Linked DNA regions of Homo sapiens: region 2 is linked to region 1. Evidence: read pairs that join two places in POLR2A ChIA-PET (ENCODE). Cell type or tissue: Panc1. All regions are shown on one strand. Each heading gives the region's core, and the rest is flanking DNA. Links, peaks and the distances in the headings are about the cores only.

What was found. ChIA-PET counts read pairs that join two places held together with the same protein. Peaks named below come from ENCODE experiments on the same cell type or tissue, not always from the same donor. Only the 100,000 strongest peaks of a DNase experiment are listed, where the experiment ranks them.
Region 2: POLR2A ChIA-PET joins it to region 1 with 11 read pairs; 3 of 35 experiments call an interaction of 5 or more read pairs at or near these places.

Annotation. Positions count from the first base shown.
Region 1 is chr1:207,167,573-207,180,295 of GRCh38, forward strand. The region is part of intron 1 of LOC107985251 (a long non-coding RNA gene); the gene reads right to left. It also overlaps the pseudogene C4BPAP1. Among named protein-coding and RNA genes, the nearest start is that of LINC02942, 66 kb to the right of the region's middle. RefSeq lists a silencer at 5,492-5,786. In Panc1, for the core only: no CTCF peak of the experiment used is centred there; no DNase peak of the experiment used is centred there.
Region 2 is chr1:207,224,747-207,237,469 of GRCh38, forward strand. The region is part of intron 1 of LOC107985251 (a long non-coding RNA gene); the gene reads right to left. It also overlaps the pseudogene C4BPAP2. Among named protein-coding and RNA genes, the nearest start is that of LINC02942, 9.0 kb to the right of the region's middle. In Panc1, for the core only: no CTCF peak of the experiment used is centred there; a DNase peak (open chromatin) is centred at 7,925.

The DNA.
Region 1 (12,723 bases), core at 2,895-10,894:
CCATTTCTCTCTGCCCTCTGACAGAAAATGACATTGATTAGTTTCAGATTTATCCCTTTAGTGTTTACTTCTATAAATACAAGTGAGTACAAGTATTTTTGTCAATACTTTTCCCTCTTTATTATACAGAAGATACCTGACTGCATACATCGTTTCGAACCCTGCTTTTGTTTTTTTCACTTACAACATTGCTATGGACTGAATTTTTTTGGTATTCCCTCAAAATTCATATCTGAATCCCCAGTGTGATGGTATTTGGAGATGGGGCCTTTGGGAGGTCATTAGGTCATGGGAGCGGAGTCCTCATGTGGGGATTAGTGTCCTTATAAAAAGACGTGAGAGAGCTTTCTCTCTCTCTCTCTCTCTCTCTCTCTCTCTCTCTCTGTCTGTCTTTCTCTCTCTGTCTCTGCCATGTGAGGACACAGCAGGAAGGCAAACCATCTGCAAACCAGGAAGTAGGCCCTCACCAGAACCTAACTATGTTGGTACCCTGATCTCAGACTTCCTAGCTTCCAGTACTGTGAGAAATAAATTTCTGTTGTTTAAGCCATCCAGTCTATGGTATTTTGTTATAGCAACCAGAAATAACTAAGACAAATATGTACTAGAGATCTTTGACATTCATGCACCAAGTGTGCCCTCATTCTCTCTCTCTGTCTGTGTGTATATGTATGTTTACAGCTGTATAGTTTTCTAACGCATGTATCGTAGCTTATCATCGTTTATTTAATGATTCCTACTGATGGATTTTTGTGTGTTTCCAATCTTTTCCTGTTACATACAATGTCCTGATGCATACTTTTTATATATGTTATGTTATATATATTAATATAGAGAGATGTTTGTAGGACGAATTCCCAGAAGTGGGATTGTTGGATCAGAGAGAAGATGCTTTGAAATTTTGCTAAATATTGCCAAATTGCTCTTTATAAACTGTAAAATTTTGTAATGTAAACAAACGCCTGTGTCTTTACCTCTGTGATTTACTATTTTTGAATTTTTTGCCTATTAAAAAGAGAAAATAAAATCTCTGTATAGTATTTTTTAAGTTTTTAATTTTTTTCAGACCTCTCAGGGGTGAAAAACTTTTTATTTTGAGGTAAGTATAGGTTCACATGCAAATATTAAAAAAATACAGAAAGAATCCATATCTTTCTCTAGATGGCCTTCGCATTGTCTTGGCATCATTTATTAATAAGTCTACATCTAATCCATGTGAGAGAACATCTTTTAAAAATACGTATTTAATACTTCAGCGTATATTAGTCTTTTTTAGATGTTCTATTCAATGCTTTTAGTCTTTCTGTATATTCACACAACCAGCTCCTTTCTCTTGAATTTTTAGTGTGCAACATCACTTAGAGGTATCCGCCTGACTGTTCTGTTTTTATAGAGTTTTCCTATGTTTGCTTGTTTGTATTTCTATATGAACTTTTAAATTGGTTGATTTTTACTTTTAATCAATTGTATTAAGCTTTTAAATGAACTTTAAGAGAATAGACATTTTATGATATTGCATCTTGCCAGCCAAGACTTTCCATTTGTCCTAGTTGTCTATGTGTGTGTGGCTGTGTGTGTGTGTTTCAGGACTGTTTTAAAGCTTTCCCCATTTACATTTTTCAATTCTTATGTTTGGTCTCTGCTATCTTATTTTATTTTTGTCTTATTTTTGAGATTGCAAATGGTGTCTTTTCTTCCATTATATCTCCTAACAATTTTTATTCATATATATGGAAACTACTTATTTCTATATATTAATATCATATCTCAGCTAATGCCTTGAATTTCCTTATTACTTATAATAGTCTATCAGTTGGTGATATGGCTTGGCTTTGTCCCCACCCAAATCTCATTTTGAATTGTAGCTCCCGTAATTCCCACGTGTGGTGGAAGGGACCCCATGGGAGATAATTGAATCATGGTGGGGGGCGGTTTCCCCCTTATTGTTCTCATGGTGATGATTAAGTCTCACGAAATCTGATGATTTTATAAGGGGTTTCCCCTTTCACTTAGCACTCATTCTTTCTTGCCTGCTGCCATGTAAGACATGCCTTTTCCCTTCCGCCAAGATTTTGAGGCTTCCTCTGCCACGTGGAACTGTCAGTCCATTAAACCTCTTTTTCTGTATAAACTACCCAGGCTCAGGTATGTCTTTATCAGCAGTGTGAAAACGGACTAATACAGTCGGATTTTCTTGGGATTTCCAGATATGTAATTATGTCATCTGAAAATAATGATTCTGTTATTTTCTCTTTTCCAATTTTTGTATTTCTAATTCCTTTTTCTTATGTACTTATGCTAGCAATTATCTCAAATAAAAAATTGATACCAGTTATTTTTCTCTTATACTTGACTCTAGCAGAAATGACTAGCATTTTCTTCCTAAATTTAGTGGAGCTGTATCTGCACTGATTCCTGTTATATTGAACATTTTTGGCCAAAACTAATTGTTGATTATTTTTCAAATGCCATTTTAGTGACTATCAAGATGATGGTTTATTTTTCTTAATAGATTTATTAATATCATGTATATATTAGTCTGCTCAGGCTTTCATAAAAAAATACCAAAATCCCACGGGCTGGGACAGTTCTGGAGTCTAGAAGTCTCAGAACAAGGTCCCACAGGTTTTGGTTCCTGTTGAGGGCTCCCCACCTGGGTTGCAGATGGCTGGTTGTCTTCTCACTGTGTCCACACATGATCTTTCCCTGGTGTCAGCATGAGGGTGCAGGGACTGCAAGTGGGAGATCTTTGTGGTGTTTTTTCTTATAAGGACCCTAATCTTACTGGATCAGGGCTCCACCCTTCTGAACATTAATTACTTACTTATGCAAATATAGCTACACTAGGGGGTTAGGGCTTCCACATATAAATTTTGAGGAGATAGATACATTCAGTCCATAACAAGTTATTCTATATTAATATATTTCCTAATTTTGAAGGATCCTTTTATTCTTTAAATAAAACTATACTATTTGGTCATTGTATAATTTTCTTTTTAAAGTGTTCCTGGACTCTGTTTGATAATATTTTATTCAGGAACTTATTATTGATATTCAGAGTAAATTTTTTTTTTAAAGGCAAAAGGTCCTAGAATAAAGACTGGGACTTGTCAAGAGCAAGAACAATGAGATGATAATCAGGAAGTTAGGAACTTATGAGTTCCTAAGGAACTCTCAGGTTTATGAGAGTAAGCTAAGCTCTAGAAGCCAGAAAAAAGATTCAAATTAGAGGTCAGAGTACTAGTACACATCAGTAATGTGTCTTGCTCGTTTATTTAAAGGAAACTACATAACAAACTCAAGTGAACCACTTACTTGTTTTGAACTGCTTGATTTATAGCTTGTTAGGGAAAGAGTGTAAGATTTAAGACAAGTCCTCAGATTTTAGGTGTAAAACTTGTTGTGTTCTCTTTTTATTCATTTCGGATGGGTACCATGTGATACAAAGAAAAAGCTTAAGTTGCTTAGACAAGCTAGAGCATTTTAAAATTGAACAAATAAACCCTTCGCTTGATATGAGAAAATGTAACTGCAAGTTGGCCTAAATGGTAATTAGTAATCAAGACAGCATTATTTTTTCATTTTAAAATATTTAATAAAAATTTGTTTCTTTTTTTCTTTAACAGGAGAAAATTACAGTGTTTATTCATGCAACATACATGTGGGAGAGCTTGGTGATGAGTAACTCAAAGGGAGTGATTAGAATTTGGGGCTTATATACCATTTTAGTAGGTGAAGGGAGAAAGGCACTTATGGGAAACAAATGACTTTCTAGAAAGATAAATACATTTTCAGGAGAACAAACAGGAGATAAGAAAGTTAGTAAAAATATATATTTTTTGAATGTTTACTTTAGGTTCAGGGGTACATGTGCAGGTTTGTTATATAGGTAAACTCATGTCATGGGGATTTGGTATGCAGATTATTACATCACACATGTACTAAGCATAGTACTCAATATTTATTTTTTCTGATTTGTCCAAAACCTCATAGACAATTTATGTCTAGAGTAAATGAATTCCACTAAAATGTTTGACCTATCTTATTTAGATTTTTCTTAATTGGCTCAACCACCAGTCATTGTCAGATCCAAGGTAAAGGAGTTGATTGGAGTGATCCTCTCCCAGAACGTGTAAGTAAGTAAAACTTTTTTTTCTGACCTGACTACAAACCTAAACTACTTTAGGTAATAACACTGCTGTGAAATCTCACTGCTTCTTTTACCCTCCGTTAGAATTTGCATGAATTTTCGATTTAACCCAATGCCTACCCTGAGTGTTTCTTTCTCTTCACTCACTCACCTCAGTTGCCAAGTGCGAGCCCCCTCCAGACATCAGGAATGGGAAGCACAGCGGTGGAGATCAAGAATTCTACACATATGCCTCCTCTGTCACCTACAGCTGCAACCCCTACTTCTCACTCATAGGCAACGTCTCCATCTCCTGCACCGTGGAGAATGAAACAATAGGTGTCTGGAGCCCAAACCCTCCTATCTGTGAAAGTAAGTCAGAATGATTAGTTCTGCTTTGATCTCTTTTATTTGTTTAAAAACAAAAGGAAGGCATATTTATTAGGGAAGATGGAATGATTCAAAGAGAAACTAATCACTGCAATGATGGAGTCATTCATTTGTTCAACTAATCTTGTTACATGCTGTATCAGTCAGAATAGCATAGGCTGTGCTGCAGTAGTAATCAACACCTAAATCTCAAGGCCTTTATACAGTAAAAGTTTTTTTCAAGTTTCTTCTTAGTGCACTGCTAGCCTGGGAAACTCCCTAGGGCAGCTGTCACTTATATGGTAATCCAGATTGTTTAGATCTTTGACACCTCCATGTCAAAACTTCCACAATTAGTTCAGCGGGAGAAGAGAACAAGGAAAGTCAGTCTCTGGCTCTTCAGTTCTTTGACCTGGAAGTGACATATATCACTTGCCATTACAGCCTTTTGACCAGAACTAGTTCCTTATTTCTGCCTAATACAGAATAACCGGGAAACACTGTCTTTTGTTTACCTTACAATAACTGGAAGTATGGGTGGACACTAACAATGTCAACCATGCATGCCTAAGGAGCAAACAAAACACCAACACCAGCAGGTAATAAAGGTAATAAAACACAATGAAAGAAAGTATTTTCCCTTGGCCTCTCTATGGAAGCCAGAAGAGATGTTACGTCAATATCAGTAATGATTCAGCTTGCTGGTTTAGGACATTATTCTTTACTGCAAATAAAGTGCCTAAAAACCATAGTATCACATATTGTTTTGACTCAGTACAGGACACAGCCAATGCCGGGGTGAGAGAGAGCATAACAGTGAAAAGACTGCAAGAAGTGGAAAAGGCAGGAGCTGAGGCTGGATAAGTTAGTAGGGGCCAGGTTACGAAAGCTTTGTGTGTCACTTTCAGGAGTTTGGAATGAAGGAAAAGGGAAGACATTAAAAGGACAATGTGAAGTGAAACAAAACATAACTAATAGGCACCTGTTGCAACCTTTCAGCCAGGAAGTGAAAGTGGCTTCAACTGTAGCCACAGCAGTGAGCCTGGAGGAAAGTTGAGGAAGTATAGAGGAATTAAGATGGCAGGATTGACAGGACATGATGACTAACATGATGTGGGGTGAAGGCGGCTTGTTCTCTGCTTATGGAGGCGCAGCACAGATTTCCCGATACCCTGGCTGCCTCTGCATGACACCATATCATTACCATGGGTCACTGACCCCCAACCAAAATCATCCAGGAAATTAGGCCATTTAATGGAAGGATTTGGAGACATTGAGATTTGGACTTCAGGGTTTAGATATTGCCCATTCTTATTGATGAGAAAGTTGGAGGACTTTACATGACTAACATGATGGGACCTCATTTTGCTGAGGTTTCTGGCAACTGAAAGGAAGTATACAAATCTCCAAAATGTTTTCTTTGTTCAGCGCCTATTAAATATATATTTGTATCAGGCCCTCCTTGAAGCCATGCCAACAGTTACAGTCACATCTTTACTGCCATTTCTCTCTGATAACTCAGATGTCTTTTTGTATGCTTCTTTAGAAATTGTCTGTCGTCGACCACAGATTCCAAAGGCAATCTTTGTTTCTGGATTTGGACCCCTCTATACTTACAAAGACTCTATTATGGTTAACTGTGAGGAAGGTTATATCCTCAGAGGCAGCAGTTTAATCTATTGTGAAACGAATAATGAGTGGTATCCTTCTGTTCCCTCTTGCATATCCAGTGAGTATGGACTACGATGGAGTTCCAATATTTGGATCTAAAACTATCCTGACATATAGGTGTGGCATGCTCACAGGCACAAGCCAACTCTACTCCCAATAATCATTTTAAGATAAATTGGTACTTTTCTTGTCAAAAGGAAGATTTTTTTGTTAATAATCTCTTAGCGCTATTGGAAGAATTCCAAATATATAGTCATGAGACCAATGACTTCATAGATATTGTAGACTTATATATTTGCTATAAAAATTTTCCAGGAGACAATAGTAAAGTGTTTCAGTCTAACAAAATCAATGTATTACGAGAATTTTTTGAACAATGGAAGTAAGATTCCTTTAAGACAGTTCTTTTTTATAATTTGCATAGAAATGCTCTATGGGCCAATATTGGTCTTGAGACCTTCATGTTGTAAATACATACAGATCATTTATAACATTAATGATTTATTGCTAGCATTTATTGAGCATTTTCTATGTTATAAACACTGTTCTAAGTGCTTTACATCAATTAACTCATTCAATATTTACAACTATTCCAAGAAGTTGCTATTTTTTATCCAATTTTAATGGTGAGAAAACCGAAAAAGAAAGATTAAGTAACTGGCACAAGCTCACATAGTTAATTGGAGGTGGAAGCCACCACTACATTGTGGTTTATCTAGTCTCTTCTGCTATCACATAAACTTAGGTGCCATTCAAAATGTGTAGTAATGAAATTCAATAAATACACAATTTGACAGACACATATCCTCTCTTTGATTCACACTGACCTTTAGCATATTGTTGAATAGAAAAAAAAAATACAAGATGAAAGGCCCAGCTGCAAAAGTTATATGGGGCTTGGTTTGAGGCCAAAGCATGAAGTTGCAGATGATAGTGTCATGATGTCAAGAAGAATGCCTCTTATTTTAATTCCCCATTAGGCAATGAGATTAGAAAGTCATTCTCATCTTGGAGCAAATTTTTGCTGTGTCTTTCTAGTGATCCTAATTCTTCCCCTGAAGACCAACCATTCTAAAGTGCAGTGATGTGAAAGGAAAACTAAGCTCCTACGGAGTTGACCCAGCACCTAGAAACTGTCCCCTTCCTACACCATGGCATGCTTCTCAGTACAGCCTCTCCAGTGGCACATGCATTTAGTAGACACATGCACTTAATAGACACTAGTCTATTGGGCAGTGGTGCTGCCGAGTCTTTTTCTGGAATTCCCATTTAATCTTTACCATCTCATTTTTTGCTGAATGACTATGTTATATCCCTTTTTTGTGACAGGCTCACGAGTCACTCTGCCATTCCCAGTAACACATTTCTTTCACCCTTGTGCTTTCTTTATGAGTGAATGGTTGCACTGTCCTACCGGACATTTCCTATGCTTCCTGGGAGAGAAATGACTACAACCTAAGTGATCACGAAATATTTGAAATTGGAACTGAGTTGAAATATCTATGCAAACCTGGCTATAGACCTGTTTTAGATGAGCCTCTGACTGTGACTTGTCAGGAAAATTTGACATGGACATCTTCCAATGAGTGTGAGAGTAAGAAGACTTGAACTTTGTTTTGTGTATATATGTGTGTGTATCTTCTTTGATATTGAAAATGTTGAGCACAATCCTTGAAATTTGCTGAGACTTGCTTCACTTCATAGCATATAGTTAATTTTTATAAATGTTCTGTGTGCACTTGAAAAGATGCATATTTTGCAGTTGTTGGGTGCAATGTTACATATACATCAATTAGATCTAATTTTAATGGTTTTGTTCAAATCTATTTCCATATTTATATTTATTTCTTGTCTACTTGTTCTCTCGGTTACTAAAAAAGTTTTGTTTGTCTTTTATCTTTTCAGAGTTTTTGTTTGTTTGCTTGCTTGCTTGTTTTGAGACAGGGTCTTGCTCTGTCACCCAGGCTGGAATGCAGTGGCATGATCTCGGCTGGATGCAGCCTCAACTTCCCGGGCTCGAGCCATCCTCCTGACTCAGTAGCTGGGACTACAAGTATACACCACCACACCTGGCTCATTTTTGTATTCTTTGTAAAGATGGGGTTTTGTCATGTTGTCCAGACTGGTCTCAAACTCCTGGACTCAAGAAATTCACTCACCTCGGCCTCCCAAAGTGCTGGGATTACTGGTGTGAGCCACCACACGTGGCCATCTTTTTAGTTTTTTCAAATCATTTTTTGCTTTGTATATTTTGAGACTACATTGCTAGATGCATACAAATTTAGAATGATATATTTTCCTGATAAATTTCACTTTTTATCATTATAAAATGACTCTATTACTATAACTGTTTTATCTTTAAAATTCTACTTTTACATTAATATAGTTCTGACATCTTTATCTGAGTTAGTGTTTACATGGTTTATCCTCTTTTAGTCTTTTGTTTTTGTACTTTCTGTAATTGTATATTTTAAGTGTATCTTGGAAGCAGGATAGAGTTGGATATTTTAATCCTACTTGACAATTTTCATTATTTAATTAGAGCACTTGTCAGTGTACAGTTAGTGTAATAATTAATATAATTGAATTTATATCTACCATCTATTTGCTATATACGTTTTTTGTTTTACATTCTTTTTTTTCCCTCCTTTTGAATTGATTTTAAATTTTTTTCCATTTTTTTTACCTGGTATTTACTTGGTATTTATTTACTTTTAGCTCTTTTTATGATGTTTATACATAATTTACTACTTTTGCCTCTTCCCAGGCAATGAAAAGCCTTAGAAACCTTTAACTTGATTTATCCTGCCTGACTTATATGATTTTATTTTTCAATTCTAAATGTGTCTTAAACTCTGCATTATTATTATCATTATTACTATTGCATTATTATCTTAGTAAATCCAATTAGTTTAGATTTGTTCACATAATTACTATTTTATTCTCTTCTGATTCTTCAGTCATATCTGTTATCCCTTTCTTTTGCTTCATAAATACTCTCTAGTTTCTTTTAGTGAGAACCTGTTGATGATAAATTTCTCTCTTTGTTTTTCTCAATGTGCCTTTATTTCACCTTAATATTTGAAGATATATTTGCTGGATATAAACTTCTAGATTGGCAATTGTTTTCCGTGGTCATGTGAAAGATTTCATTCCACGGTCTTCTGCCTTTAATTGTTTCTGTCAAGAATTTTGCTATTAGTCATACTGTTGATCATGTGAAGGTTTTCTATTTTTTCTGATTGCTTTTAAGATGTTCTTGCCTTTTTTTTGTGGCAGTTTTTGTCTGATATGTCTGGGTTGGTTTCTTTGTGTTTACCCTTTTTGAGATTTAGGATATTTCTATAATATGAGGTTTGATGCCTTTCACTGATTTTGGAAAAATTTTCAACTTCAAATACTTCAATATTATAAATAAGTATTTTCTTTGAGTACAATTTCAGCCCTATTTTCACTCTTCTACTGATACTTTGGCTACATTTATGTTAAGCTTTTATACTGAATCTTCTATATTTCCTGTGCTCTTACCTGTGTTTTTACTTTTTGTTTCTCAGTATTTTACTATGAATATAAATTAAGTTCACTAATTCTCTCTTCATTGATGTATTATCTGATATTAATTATGAGTTGAATTCTTAACTTTATTGTTTTTTCACTTTCAAGATTCCCATTTGTAGTGGATTTGTAGTATTGATATTGATTTTTCTACCAAAATTCTCAATGATGTATTTTATTTCCTTCTACATAACAAAGCAAAGTGGCTTTTAAGTCAATGTTTAGAACTTCATTTTCTGGATCCTCTCAGATCTGTTAGCATTGTCTCTTGCTTTCTTTGGCTTTTTAATAACCTTGTCTGGTCTCCTGTTTGCTTGTGGCAGGTAGTAAGGGGCATTAAGGGCTTTGAATGACCCAAATCCAATCAGGGAATGTAATGATACAAGCCTGGGCTTCAATACTTATTATAGATAGTTGGTCTATTTTTGGTTTATTCTTACTTCAAGGTATAGTTCTAAAGATTCCCAAGAGCTGTGGGTTACCAGCAATCAATCCCCACTACCACACACACATTGAGTTCTGATCAGCTTCTTAGCCACTAAGTTGTATCTTGGGGGAGGAGAATTATTGTATACTTCTAGATATATATAAAAAAGCAGCTCTACATTCCTGGTACACCTCATTGGGTATCTTTCTTTCTCATTAAAAGAACAACTAAGACAATTAAGGTCTTAGCACCTGAATTCTTTCTTCATGGATTAACTGCCCCCACTCCCCACCATGTTTTTCTACTTGTTATCAAAGAGAAGGTGAATCTAAATTGCTTAGCTCATTACTGCCAAAATCAACACTTTGTTTTAAGGACTTCTAATGAAGAAACACGGTTGGAGGGAAATTAAGTAATAGCACTTCAACCAAACAATGGCAGAATTTGGAGAAGATGCTTGGTCTAACTCTTCCCTCAACTTCTTTGTTTCTTTCTTTCTCTTTCTCTCTTTAAATTTTGGCAAAAGCACTTAACATGAGATCTACCCTTTCAATAAGTTTTTCAGTGTATAATATAGTACTGTTAATTATAGGCACTATTTGTACAGCAGATTTCTAGAACTTATTAATCTTGCACAACTGAAACTTTATACCTGTTGAACAACTGGGGAGTTGTTTCCCCTCCCTCCTCCAGCCTCTGGCACCCACCATTCTACTCTCTGCTTCTATGAGTTTGCCTTCAGATATTAACATCTTCTATAAGGTGGAATCAGGTCTTCAGCCAAAGGTGTGTCCCCCTGATTGATTTACTAAATGTGAACAACATTTAAAAATTTTTAAAAAAATTTTTGTGAGTACATAGTAGTTGTATATATTTATGGGGTACATGAGATATTTTGATACAGACATGTAATGTTGAACATTTTTTAATCCATCAGGGGTATGTTGCCCAACACCAGATCTGGAGAATATCAGAATCATAAATGAAAGGAGGTATTTCACTGGTAGATGTGTCTATGCCTATGGAGACTATATTTCATATATGTGTGATGAAGGCTATTACCCTATTTCTGTTGACGGGGAGAGTTCCTGCCACACAGATGGCACATGGAAGCCTAAAATGCCAGCATGTGAGCCAGGTAAGAATATTGAGAGAACCTGTCATAATCATTTCCTAGATTCCCCAAATGATTCCACTTGGTTCCACAAAAGATCGAAGTACTTAAAACTAACTGAATTTGAGGTTGTTCCTGCAAGAAGCATTGTGCAAAAAGGATCACAGATACACATCACTAGCACCATGCAAGGCAGCTATAGAACAAAATATGTTGGAAGACAAACTTACAGGAGAAATTTTCTTTTAAGAGAAAACAGTAGAATTGATGAAGTCTTTCAGTCTCATTTTGTCATTTTCCTGCATGTGTACTGATGTTTTAGTAAAGAGGGACACTACCTCACAATGCTCCATATTTATAAGTCAAGGGAGAAAACATGATTTACATATTGTGTAACAATGGAAGCTCCAGGTTGAAGAAGTGCTCTGTTAGGGAGAGTCTTGAAGCCTAGTGGCTGACGGTGTCAGCCTTTTCTTTCCTTGCTTTAACTCAGACCTACTGAACCACCTCTCTGTTGAAATACCACGAAGGAGAAGAAATAAGCATCTAAGGTGATAAACATCTGTCTCTTATCAGGATAAGACACTGAAAATGTTATTATTATGGAAGTATCTTCATTATGAAAGACTCTTCACATCAACACGATGGTGATTACTCGGTACTATAGTTTGGGTTTCTCTAAAAGCAAAGCTTGAGAAAATGACTTGGGAGCCAGTAGTTTATTTTGGAGGTGATTCTAGGAGGTAGGAGTCAGGGATGAGGGAGAGACAAGGGGAATCAGCAAAGGTGACTATTATGAGCAGCAGCGGCTCAATTCTTTGGGACCACAGAGAAGTGTAAGGAATGCCTTTCATAATTATCTGTCTGAAGGATGGGAGACTGGGACATTTATCCAATACTTTCTGTTGCTCATTGGTTTAGGGTTGCCCTAAAGGGCAGTAACCGCTTCAGTAATTTAGTCAGTAACTGAGCCTCAATTGCAACTGTGCTCTTTCAGCTGCAAAGGAGGCTCCAAAGTAAGACTGACAGATTCACATTGAATGCTTTCTGTAGAACATCATCAGTGTAAATCTGAGCTTGTGTAAAATTATATATTTCATCTGCGACTGTAGTCAGAAGTCCAAAGGGACATGGCATGGGTACAAAGCATTTGTTACAATATATCCTTTGCACCACTCGATTTGTTTATGTCCCATTAATTAAACTCTATTAATCTTAAGTAATCTACTGCTAACAAGTGTTATAAAAGGAAAGAACAGACATTGTTTATTGGAATAATCAAACAAAGCTTCATGGAGAAGTGGGACTTGAGATAACAATTAGAGAAGGTAAGCAGATGCTAATAAAGGGGAGTCCCAGGAGGAAATATTAATATATAGAAGTGGAAATGTACATGACAAGTTTAGGGAAGGAGGAGTTGACTAGTTTGGTTAAACAGAAATAGTGCTAGATGGGGCC
Region 2 (12,723 bases), core at 3,159-11,158, 57 kb after region 1:
CACCCAGGTAGAGATGTAGGACATTGCCAGCCCCCAGAAGTCCCATGGGGGCCCTCCCATTTACTACTTCATCCTTCTTCAAATGTAACCATCATCCTGATTTGCAGAGTAATCATTTCTTTATTTTATTTATACTTGTTCTGTAGCTTAGTTTTGCATTTTTAAAAGCTTTAATAATGGAATAGAATTATACATTAATGGTCTGTCTGCTTTTGCTCAATGTATTTGTGAGATTCACCCATTTTTTTGTAAATAGTATCTCATTCATTTTTATTGCTGTCTAGTACTCCATCAGTTGAATGTACCATAATTTACTTATCTGTTCTAGAGTTGATGGATTTTTAGGCTCTTTCATGTTTGGTCACATTACAAATAATGTTGCTGAAAACATTTCTGAGCTTGTCTTTTAGTGCACATGTTTGTGTATTTCTGCCAAGAAAATATCCATGATTGTAATTGCCAGGTTCTAGGACATAACCACAAACTGTTTTTGGAAGTGGCTGTACCAATTTATATTTCCTTAGGTAGTTCATTGGAGTTCCATTGTGTCCTACTCATGAAAACTTTGGTATTATCATAGTTTTCAATTGTAGACATTCTGGTGAGTGTGTAGTGATTTCTCATTGTGGCTTTTATTTGTATTTCCTGATGACCCATGTGATTAAGCACCTATTAATATGTCTGTTGACAATCTGTATAGCCCCTCTATAGGAACATCTATTCAAGTCTCTCAGCTGTTTTTAAATTGCACTGTCTGCTTTTTGAAAATTAATTTGTGGCCTTTCTTTTTATTTAACCTCATGATTACTGAATATGATTCTGTTTTGGAGTAACTCCCTGTGGCTAAATTAATGCTTTTGTACCCAGAAGTTCATGAACAGTGTAAAAGTTTACTGATTTTGTCAAGGAGACGAAATGTACATCAGCAGTACAATAAGTTAATGACCTAGTTCTGCATAACGAGAAGGGTCGCTCACTGAATTGTTCATTAAATGAAACTCTAGCTCATTCTCCTCTACCTTCTCTCTCACCATTCAAGTTTGCAGAATGGTTCCTCCCATTGGCCATGGGTCCTATGAAGATGTGAGATCATTTTTTATTCTCTACTACTCTGGTGCACTGTCACTGTGATGATGGATATGTTCTAATTGGAGAGGCTGAAGTCACCTGCAGAAATTCACATTGGTCAGCTCCAGCCCCTCAATGTAAAGGTTAACTCCAAACTTACTGAGGGCCCTTGCTAAGAAGGTAGAGCCTCTATGAAAGGTCAAACAAGAGTCTCCTCCTAGACAGAGGCAGCACTTAGAAATTTACACTTTACTTATTTATTTAATTTGCATAATTAATATATACACATGGTACAATATTTTAATAGCATGAATGATCACAGTTTATCACTCTTGAACACTACTGTTATCAATGTATCTTTCAGAGGTCATCTGGAAGGCCACTTTTTGCTTGAATAAAAGTTTTGATTTAAATATAACATACTACAACACTGTGTCCAAATCTTAGGTGTACAGGTCAATAAATTATCACAAAGTGAACCCACCATGACAAACTACCACTCAAGTCAAGAAGCATCACCACTACCAGCATCCCAGAAGTGTTCCGTGTGCCCTCTCCTAGTGACTCCCCAACTTTCCTTCCCAATTAGTCTCACCTCTAGCATCACAGATTAGTTTTATCAACTTTTTAGCATTATATTTAGATTGGTGCAAAAGTCACTGCGGTTTTTGCCATTACTTTGAATATAAAGGAAATCATGTATGTATTCTTTTGTGCCTGCCTTCTTTACTCAGTATTATGTTTTTGAAAATCATCTATGTGTTCTTGCATGGGGTGATAGCTTATTCATTTTCATTGTTGTATAATCTTTGGATAAACATAACACATTTTATGTATCTTATAAAAGTTTAGGATTTTCATGTTATAGGCTATTATGAACAATGCTCTTATGAACATTCTTGCACATGACTCTTGATACAAATGTGCAAATATTTATGTTGGGAATAAACTTAAAAGTGGAATTGCTATTTCATAGAGTATGCATCTATTCATCTCTTTTTTTTTTTTTTTTTTTTTTTGAGACAAGTTCTCATTTTGTCACCCAGGCTGAAGTGTAGTGGCATGATTATAGCTCACTGTAACCTCCAACTCCTGGGTTCAAGGGATCTTCCTGCCTCAGCCTCCTGAGTAGCTGGGACTACAGGCATACACCACCATACCTGGCTAATTTTTAAAAAGTGTTTTGTAGAGATAGGGCCTTTCTTTGTTGCCCAGGCTGGTCTTGAACTCCTGGGCTCAAGTGATCCTCCTTTACCTGCCTTGTCCTCCCAAAGTGTGGGATTACAGCTGTGAGCCACCACACCCAGCCATATATTCATCTTTAGTAGATAATGCCAAATTTTGTTCAACGGTGATTGCAACAATTTAAATTTCCACAAGCAGTGTATGAGTGTTCTAATTTTGATAAATAGAAGTTCTAAATTCTAATTTAGTTCTATTTATAATTTTTTTCCTTGATGTTGGCACCTTTCATATCCTGTTTAAGAAATATTTGCCTACAGCAAGGTCACAAAAAATATTTCCTTATGTTATTTTCCAGAGCTTTATTGTTTTAACTTTTCACATTAGTATCTCCAAATCACTTGGAATTCCTGTGTGTTTATGGTGGAAAGTAGTGGTTAAAATTTGTTTTTCTCCAACGGCTGTTCAATTAATCATATAGCACTTATTTAATAAACTATACTTTCCACACAACTCTGCAGTGTGACCTTTGTTATAATTCAAGTGTCTGTATATACAGGGTTCTGTTAGTGGACTTAGAGATACAATTTTTAATTTGAGAGTATCAGTGAGGATTTGGCAAAATTTTAGTGGGCATCTACTTAAGTTTAAATGAGGAATCCTGTGGGTAAATTCCCAACATCTTTGAAGTATTCGATGTCTCCATTAGAAACCATGCATGCTCCCACCTTCTCATAATGAAGTTGACCTGATAGGAGATTTTTGGTCAACCACAAGGATAGGGTCAACCTTTTTTTTTTTTTTTAACTAATCTATTAATAGCAACTCAAGGAGCTAATTCCCCACACTGTCTCCATTTAACACAGCAAGATATTAAGAATATGAGAATAAAAATTATATACTTAGGACCATGAAAAGATCAAGGTTTGGAAATACTGTACTAATTTTGAAAACTCTGACTCTAGGACCGCAGTGACTAGGTTTACATCATAATCATGCCACCCAAAGGCTATGCAATATTAGACAAGTCACACAAACTATCTGTACCTAATTTTTCTCTTTAGCAAAATGGAGGTAATAATGTTTTGCATTAGTACTTACATTGACATATAGTATGTGCAATAACATTATTAGCATTATTATTAATCTTATTGTTATAATCATAAATAAATGGAGGTAAAGAACAACTCTCAGCATCCCATCCAGGTATAATTTATCAATGTTTCATAACTCTCAATATTCTTACTATTATAAGATCTTATTCTGAGAATCATAGGATGATCAAAATTGTGTTTCCATTATAGCTCTGTGTCTGAAACCAGAGACAGAAAATGGAAAGCTGTCTGGGTAAGGATCTGTATGTTGAACTTGAAAATGTCACCATCCAGTGTGACTCTGGCTATAAAGTGGTTGGTCCTCAAAATATCACTTTGGTTGGTCCTCAAAATATCACTTGATCAGAGCACAGAACATGGCAGGCACCCAGAGGTGCCCAGTTGTGAGTGGGTAAGTGGCACACATTTCAGGGCATCCTATCCCATTCTAAAAATGATAGTCTCCTCCAGAGCACTGTCCTAGCCAACACCAGCGAGATCTGACTTTTGGCAAGATTTATTTCGGGCACATCACTTACAGAATTAGCACCGTCACCTTTGAAGCACTTTGGTGTACTTGTTAAGGTAAGCTCAAGAAGGACCACACCCCTAGATAGGAAGGTCTCATAGATCCAGCTGACTTGACCCCCAGCCTCATACTTTCTATAATAAATGCTATGCTTTTGCTTCATTTCAGATGGGCCCATCAGAATTGTCCCTTCTGTCGCCCCTAACGAGGCCCCCTGGGTGTTGTCTGCAGCGTTGTTCCTTCCCTGCTTCACCAGCTACTGATTGCTGCCTGACGGCCGAGGGAGAATACTTTGCTGAGACCCTAGTTTCTTTGGGATTTTATTCATCTGTCCTGAGGAGGGTTTTGACATTCCGGTTTTGTGGTCATCAGTGATACATCCAGAAGAAATCTTACATATTCGGATTTCATTTGGAGAGAAGCCTCTCAAAAACTATCGCTTTATTTCATTTAGGTAATCTCTGAAGGTTGTGAGCAAGTGCTCACGGGTAGAAAGCTCATGCAGTGTCTCCCACACCCAGAGGATTCGAAAATGACCCTGGAGGTGTAAAAGCTGTCTCTGGAGATTAAACGACTGGAACACGTGTGAGACTTGAAGACGAACAATGCCAGTTAGAAACCAGTTAGGAAGGATTTTCCTTCCCTTTCCCCACAAAACAGAGAAGCAGTTATATTTCTCTCTTTAGCAATTCTGTGTTTCTCAAGTACTATTATTTACTGGGGAAAAATATCTGTGTTTAGGAGAATTCACTAATATTCTTAGTGGCACCGATCACATGAAACAATTCATAATTTTTGTCTTAGTTCAGTTTAAGTTCCTGCTTTCCTGGATTTGGTGGACTGGCTGAATAAATAATTACCTATCAAAAATCAAATTATCTTTGTTTTTACTTTGATTTCTGAGTAATGAAAAATTAGGGCTCTCTGTAAGTCATTTTCTGATGTTTCTCAGATTAACTTACTTTTCTACTTTATTGTATATGTTGTCCTCAAAAAACACATACTTGCATCCTTTATCTGAAATATCTTTACCCTACATTTTCATTTCCTACTCTTCCTGACCTGTATCAGATCAAATATGCCATCTTCTTCTGAGTCTCCTCCATTCTGATTACTAGTATTTCTCTAGAGTAACTTCTTGTTTCCACTTTATACTTAAGGGATATTTGGTTTTGTTTGATATCCCTTTCACCCAATAATAACAAGCTTGAAAGTTATTCAAGCCATTCAAGATGGCTTGGCCATCTGCAAGCCAAGGAGAGAGGCTCGGAAGAAAACAAGCATGCTCATACCTTGATCCCAGACTCCCTGCCCCAGAACTGTGAGAATAAGAAAAACCAAAACTCTGTTGTTTAATCCCCCTAGTCTTTGATATTTTGTCATGGCAGCCCTAGAACACTGATATGGACACCAGTAAGAGAGTGAAAGGCAAGCTACAATCTGGAAAGCACTATTTGCAAAGCTCATGTCAAACTAAGGGCTTGTGCCCCCCAAATATAAAGAACTTTTACAAATAAATTTAAAAAGATAATCAACCCACCAAGAGAATGGAAAAAGACCTGAAGAACCTTCACAAAAAATGATATCCAATTGGTTTATAGACATAAGAAAACTTGGTTAACTTCATTAGTCATTAGGTAAATTAAAATCAAACACAAAGTACAATTTCAGAATTCATACTCAGAAGAATAGCTAAAATGATAAAATATCAAGTATTAGTAAAAATGTATTCCAACCGTAACTCTGAAAACCTGCTGGTGAAAGTATAAATTGGTCCAACTGCCTTACAAAATTCTTTGGCAACTAAGCTGAACATATGTCTACTCTATGATCCAGCAATTCTACCCCTAGAGATTACCTCTCAAAAATGCATCCGTATCTATTCACCTATGGACATGTGCTAGAATGTTTATAGCAGCCCTATTTACAATAACCCCAAACTTGAAATGATCAAAATGCTCATGAGTAGTAGAGGATAAATTAATGGTGATACATCATATGACGAAATATACCGCAACAATGAAATGAATGATTATACAGATGAATTTCAAAACAGAAAGTGTTTAGTGAAAGATGCCAGATACAAAAGATGTACATACTGTTTTGTTTCATGTATGTAATGTATAAAAACAGGCAAAAGTAATTCATAGTGTTTAAGTCAAAATAGCAATTTCCCCCGGGATGGGGGTATGAGGAAGGCTTTGGAAGTCCTGGTAATGTTTTGTTTCTTCATCTGGGTGATGTTACATGGGTATGTTCAGTGTGTGAAAAGTCAACTAGCTCTGCATTTGAGACGATGTGCTTTTTTGCATGTAAAATATTCTTCAATAAAAATTAAATTAAAAATTGTAAAGAAGGTGAGTCTTCTTTTTTTTCTTTTTTTTTGAGACAGAGTCTCACTCTGTAGCCCAGACTGGAGTGCGGTGGTGCAATCTCAGCTCACTGCAACCTCTGCCTCCTGGGTTCAAGCGATTCTCCTGCCTCAGCCTCCCAAGTAGCTGGGATTACAGGCACGTGCCACCACACCTGCCTAATTTTTGCATTTTTAGTAGAGACAGGGTTTCACCATGTTGGCCAGGCTGGTCTCAAACTCCTGACCTCAAATGATCTGCCTGCCTCGGCCTCCCAAAGTGCTCGCATTACAGGCGTGAGCCATTGCACCTGACCAAGGGTTTTCTATACCCCACTGATCTCGGGGCGGGGTAATGGCTGGTCTTCCCATTGACGTAGAATATCCTTACCCATAATGCAGTCAGATATAGGAGAAATTGCTATATTCCTCACAACAGGATTCATCTTTTCAGTGCTTATATTGGCCACATTTTTTTTTTGTTTACAACTACACCTGATATCCCCAAGGTTACTCTGTCCCCAGTTAGGTGGAAAATGTGAATAAGTCCCAGAATCTGTAAGTTTCATCTACACTGTTTTGGCTCCCTGCAGGAAAGAATAACCTAGGTGTTAGATTTTGTTGGTTTTTTGTCTATATTATTCCAATACTATTTCTCTGGACCAGATTCTTGGAAGCTAAAGGTATAGTTTTCATGCCCCATTGGTAAGGTCTACTTCTATCATGCCTCTCAAAGTGATATGGTTTGGATTTGTGTCCCCTTTGCCTTCCACCATGACTGAAAGTTTTCTGAGGCTCTCTCAGCAGTGCTTCCTACACAGCCTGTGGACTGTGAGCCAATTAAACCTCTTTTATTTGTAAATTACCCAGCCTCAAGTTTTTTCTTTCTTTTTTTTTTTTTTTTTTTTTTTGTGACAGAGTTTCCCTCTGCTGCCCAGGCTGGAGTGCAGTGGTGCGATCTCGGCTCACGGCAAGCTCTGCCTTCTGGGTTCACACCATTCTCCTGCCTCAGCCTCCCGAGTAGCTGGGACTACAGGCACCTGCCACCACACCTGGCTAATTTTTTTTTTTTTTTTTTTTTTTTTGAGACGGAGTCTCGCTCTGTCGCCCAGGCTGGAGTGCAGTGGCGGGATCTCGGCTCACTGTAAGCTCCGCCTCCCGGGTTCACGCCATTCTCCTGCCTCAGCCTCCCAAGTAGCTGGGACTACAGGCGCCCGCCACTACGCCCGGCTAATTTTTTGTATTTTTAGTAGAGACGGGGTTTCACCACGTTAGCCAGGATGGTCTCAATCTCCTGACCTCATGATCTGCCCACCTCGGCCTCCCAAAGTGCTGGGATTACAGGCATGAGTCACCGCGCCCGGCCGGTCTCAAGTATTTCTTTATAGCAGTGCGAGAACAGACTAATCCACGGGCTTTAGCTATCTCATAGTATCACATCTCTCCCCTTCATTGTCCTGTTTCCTCACAGAGACTTGGCTATAACGGGCATGGGGTCTTGCATGAATCCCAATGTCTATGCAATGATAGTATTTATAGTATTGACAAACGTCAAGAGGAGGCTCTGATGGATGCGGACATCAGATGCTTGGGTAAATCAAAAGATACAGAAATATGGGAGGACATTATCAAGGTCTGGATACAGGCAGAGAGATTAGTCACATTTTCCAGATTAGTTTCCAGGCAAGTTTCCAGCTTTCAAAATCTTCACAGCAGATTCACAGTTGAGATGATTTTATCTGAATGAGTGAGAGCCTCATGAGAACTTTGGAAATGCAAATATTCCCTTCTAAGCATTGCCTTATAAGACTAGAGCAATTCTAGACACGGGCTGCTTTTGATATAGGCTAAGCCAACTCAGCCAGGTCACGTGTACCTCATCGATATATGACTTCAGGTGTAATGACTCAGCTTTCCTGGCTGATATAGCCCACACCCAGTACACTCCTTACCTAACACTGGGTAGTTACTCAAATGTCTCTTGACATCAGACTGATAGCCCATTAAGGCCTACCCTATATTTATTCTCTGTACTTGAGTCATTATGTGTTTCTTAAATTGAACCAATGTCTTCAAGCCGGAAAACCACAGTTTCTTCACATCTTCTCTTTTCCTTATATCTAATCAGTCATTTAATTCATTTCCTTCTTACTTTGAAATGTTTTCGAGAGAATGGAAAAATGTTTGTGTTAGAATTATGGGATAATTTCTACAATATAGGTCTATTTTTAAAATTTCATTTACCCCAGTTCCAACTATTATTTGACCCAAAATGGATCTTCATCCAGTCCTTTGACTCTTGTACTTCCATTATTCTTCACGTCTCGTTTTACCAAGAAGGGTTAGAAATCTTTCAAACAAGCATGTTCAAGAATGATTTTTAAACAGGAGGTTGAGAGCCTATGCAAAGAAATGACTATAGAAATCAGTGACATAATCTAAATATATCCCCAATTCTGTCATTTCTAATCACATTTACACTATCACCCTGGCCTAAAACACCATCACTTCTGGACTAGATTACTACAATAGGCTTCTGGCTTTAGGCTTCTTCTCTTACCTCCTCATAGCAGTCATGGAGAGCTCAAGTGGTTGTTCCTCTACTCAGAATTCTTGATTAGTTTTTTCTCAAAGACTAATTTTATATATTATTTTCTGACTTCTGTCATTTCTGAAGAGAAGTCAGCAGTTATTCAAAGTATTCCCTGTATGTAAGCACTGTCTTTTTCCTGGATGCTTTTAAGATTTCCTCTTTATTTTTGGTTTTCAGCAGTTTGACTATAATGTGCCTAGGCATGGTTTTCTTCATATTTGTTCAGCTTGAGTTTCACTGAACACCTTGAACCTGTAAATGTACCTCTTTTCTCAAGTTTGAGAAATCTATTTTTTCAGATAATTTTACTACTTCATTCTCTTTTTCCTATTATGGAACTCCAATGACATGTTTATTTGGTTATCTGATATTGTCTTATAAGTCCTGAGGCTCTGTTTTTTATATAAATGTTTTATCTTTCTCTACTTCAGACTGGACAATTTCTGTTGATTTATCCTTAAGTTCATTGGCTCTTTCCTTTCATTTCCATTCAACTGCCAAGTTCCTCCAGTGACATTCTTATTTCAGAGGGTACGTTTTAGTTGTAGAATGTTTTGATGCCTTTTTTTTTTTTTTTTTTTTTTGAGATAGAGTCTCGCTCTGTAGCCCAGGCTGGAATACAGTGGCGCGATCTCGGCTTACTGCAACCTCCGCCTCCCAGGTTCAAGTGATTCTCCTGCCTCAGCCTTCAGAGTAGCTGGGACTACAGGTGCATGCCACCATGCCTGGCTAATTTTTTGTATTTTTAGTAGACACGGGGTTTCACCATGTTAGCCAGGATGGTCTCTATCTCCTGACCTCGTGATCCACCTGCCTCGGCCTCTCAAAGTGCTGGGATTACAGGCTGTGCCTGGCCAATGCTTTTTAATATTTTATTTTCTACTGAGATTTCTTATCTACCTATTCATTACCAAGCATATATACCTTTACATCACTGAGCATATTTATAATGGCTGTTTTAAAAAACTTGCCTGCTAATTCCAACATTTGTATCATCTTAAAGACAGTCACCATTGACTTTCCTTTCCCTTAACTGGAGTTCAGATTTTCTAGTTTCTTCATATGTCCAGTAATTTTGAATTGTATCCTGGACATTATAAATGGATTCTATTATATTCTCCCCAAAAAGAAAGTTATTTTTGTTTGTACTATTTTTTGTTTTTCATTTAAACAGACAACTAACTTACTTGCATCCAACCTGAAAACTCTCTCTCTCTGGAGCAGCCCAAATCTCAGTTTACTTCTTTTATCCTTAGCTGCTCTGTTTTTAGTCTGTCCTGCTCATGGGTGATTCAGAGATCAGCCAGAGATTTGGGCAGAGTTTATACACAGGATGGGCTCTTCTCTTTGGTTCTTTAATTTTTATGACTCCCATAATTTTCTAGTGGCTGTTGCTGCCCAAAGCTCTGTTTTTTTCAAACCAGGAAGACTTGGTTTTGTCTCAGAGTTTTAGCCATGCCACATCATGTCAACTTTGATATTCTCTCAGGCTAAAAGGCATAACAAATGGGAAGTTTGATCTATGGTGTCCCCTTCTTCTAAGACTTATTGCTCCTTTAGAATGTATCTGCTTTTGTTCACTTTCTGGTTCCCTAAGGTAGGATTTTTGTTGTTTTCTTCCGTATTTTATTCAGAGTTTAGAATTGCTATCTGTGGGAGGGTGGGACCAGTAGACACTTACACAGCTATACTGAAAATTGAAGTCTTCATCCTCTTACCCATATTCAGTCTTTTGAGCTTGCAGAACATGATGTTCCCTCTTCAGACAAAACTTTTCTCCTTGGTATTTTCATGGCTCACTCCCTCACTCAATTCAGGCCTTTACTCGAATGTAACTTATTCAGAGAAGCCTTCCTTGACCATATCATCTAACGTGTGCTGCCCATCCCACCTCACACCTTACCACCCAGCACATTACTCTGTGTTATTTTTCGTCATGCTACTTCTTTCTCTGACCTTGTATATATTTATTTATCTGGTTTATATTTATTTTTCTCACTAGACTATAAGCTCCTTGAGTATGGCATTTTTTGTCTGCTTTGGGTAGTGTGGCATTCCCAGCACCTAGAATATTGCTTGGCTCATCGTAGGGGCTCAAGAGATATTTGTTCAATGATTAGTTCATATTAGACGCTTAAAAATACATCTACACACAAACATGTACAACCAATTTTTTATGAAGGTGCAAATGTAAATCAAAGGAGAAAGGATAGCATTTTTGAGAACAACTGAACATCTACAGGCAAATAAATAAATAAATCTTGATGTAAACCTCATACCTTATATAAAAATTAACTCAAAATAAATCCTGGACTTAAATTTGAAACATAAAACTAGAAAAAGAAAAAAAACACATGAGAAAAATCTATGAGATCTAAGATTTAAGTGTAAAGTATAAAACTATAGCACTTACAAAATCTTGGGAAATAGCATAGGGGTAGGCAAAGATTGTTTAGATTTGACACCGAAAGCGCACTCCATTAAATGGAAAAATTGATAAATTGGATCTCGTTAAAAGTACTCCAGGGTGGGGTGTGGTGGCTCACACCTGTAATCCCAGCACTTTGGGAGGCCAAGGTGGGTGGATCACGAGGTCAGGAGTTCAAGACCAGCCTGGCCAAGATGGTGAAATCTCCAGTCTCTACTAAAAATACAAAAATTAGCTGGGTGTGGTGGCACATGCCTGTAATCCCAGCTACTCGGGAGGCTGAGGCAGAGAATTGCTTAAAACCCACGAGGCGAAGGTTGCAGTGACCTGAGATCACGCCACTGCACTCCAGCCTCAGGGACAGAGCAAGACTCCCTCTCAAAAAAAAAAAAAAAAGTACTCTGGTACACCCATACCCCATACTATGGAGTACTATTTGGCAGTAAAAAAGAAAAAAAATGGATGATTGACACATATAAAATCTTAAATGAATGTCATAGGAATTATGCTGAATAAAAAACATATAATCCAGAAAGTTTATATACTCTAAGTTTACACACTGTATAATTCCATTTATATAACATTGTTGAAAATGACAAAATTTTAGATATCAAAACCAGATTAGTGGCTGTCAGAATTAGAGGTGAGGGGGATGGGCATGAGGGAGGTGAGTGCGTTATAAAAAGGCAACATGGGTAATCCTTGTGTTGATGGAATTCTTCTGTATCTTGACTGTGATGGTGGATACACCAATCAACATATGTGATAAAACTGTGTAGAACTGAATGCACATGCAAACAAACAAGAATACAAATAAAGTGAGAAATTTGAATAATATCAGTGGATTATATCAATGTTAATATTTGTTTATTATTTCATAGCTCTTAATTATTTCCTTTTGTGATGACTTGGGGGGAAGGAAATAGTATCTCTGCTTTCTAGATATTAACCCCATTTCTTATCTTCTTTGTCTCTACCTAATTACCTAGTTTTCTGTGACAGTTATTTACATTATTTTAAAAGTACTAGATTTTAAATTAATGAGATTGAAGCCATAATAAAAAGTCTTCCAGTAAAGAAAAGCCAAGGACCTAATGGCTTCACTGCTGAAATCTACCAACATTTAAAGAAATGTTAATACCACTCATACTCAAATTATTCCAAAAAGTAGAGGACAGAATACTTCTAAATTCATTCTAGGAGGCCAATATTACCTTGATACCAAACCCTGAAAGAGACACGTCAAAAAAAGAAAAAAAAGAAAAAAGAAAGAAAAAAGAAAACTACAGGGCAATAACTCCAATGAATATTGATGCAAAAATCCTGAACGAAATACTAGCAAATTGAATTCAGCAATACATTAAAAAGATCATTCATCATGACCAAGCAGGATTTATTCCAGGGATGAAAGGATGGTTCAACATAATGCAAATCAATCAGTGTGATACATCACATCAACAGAATGAAGGACAAAAACCA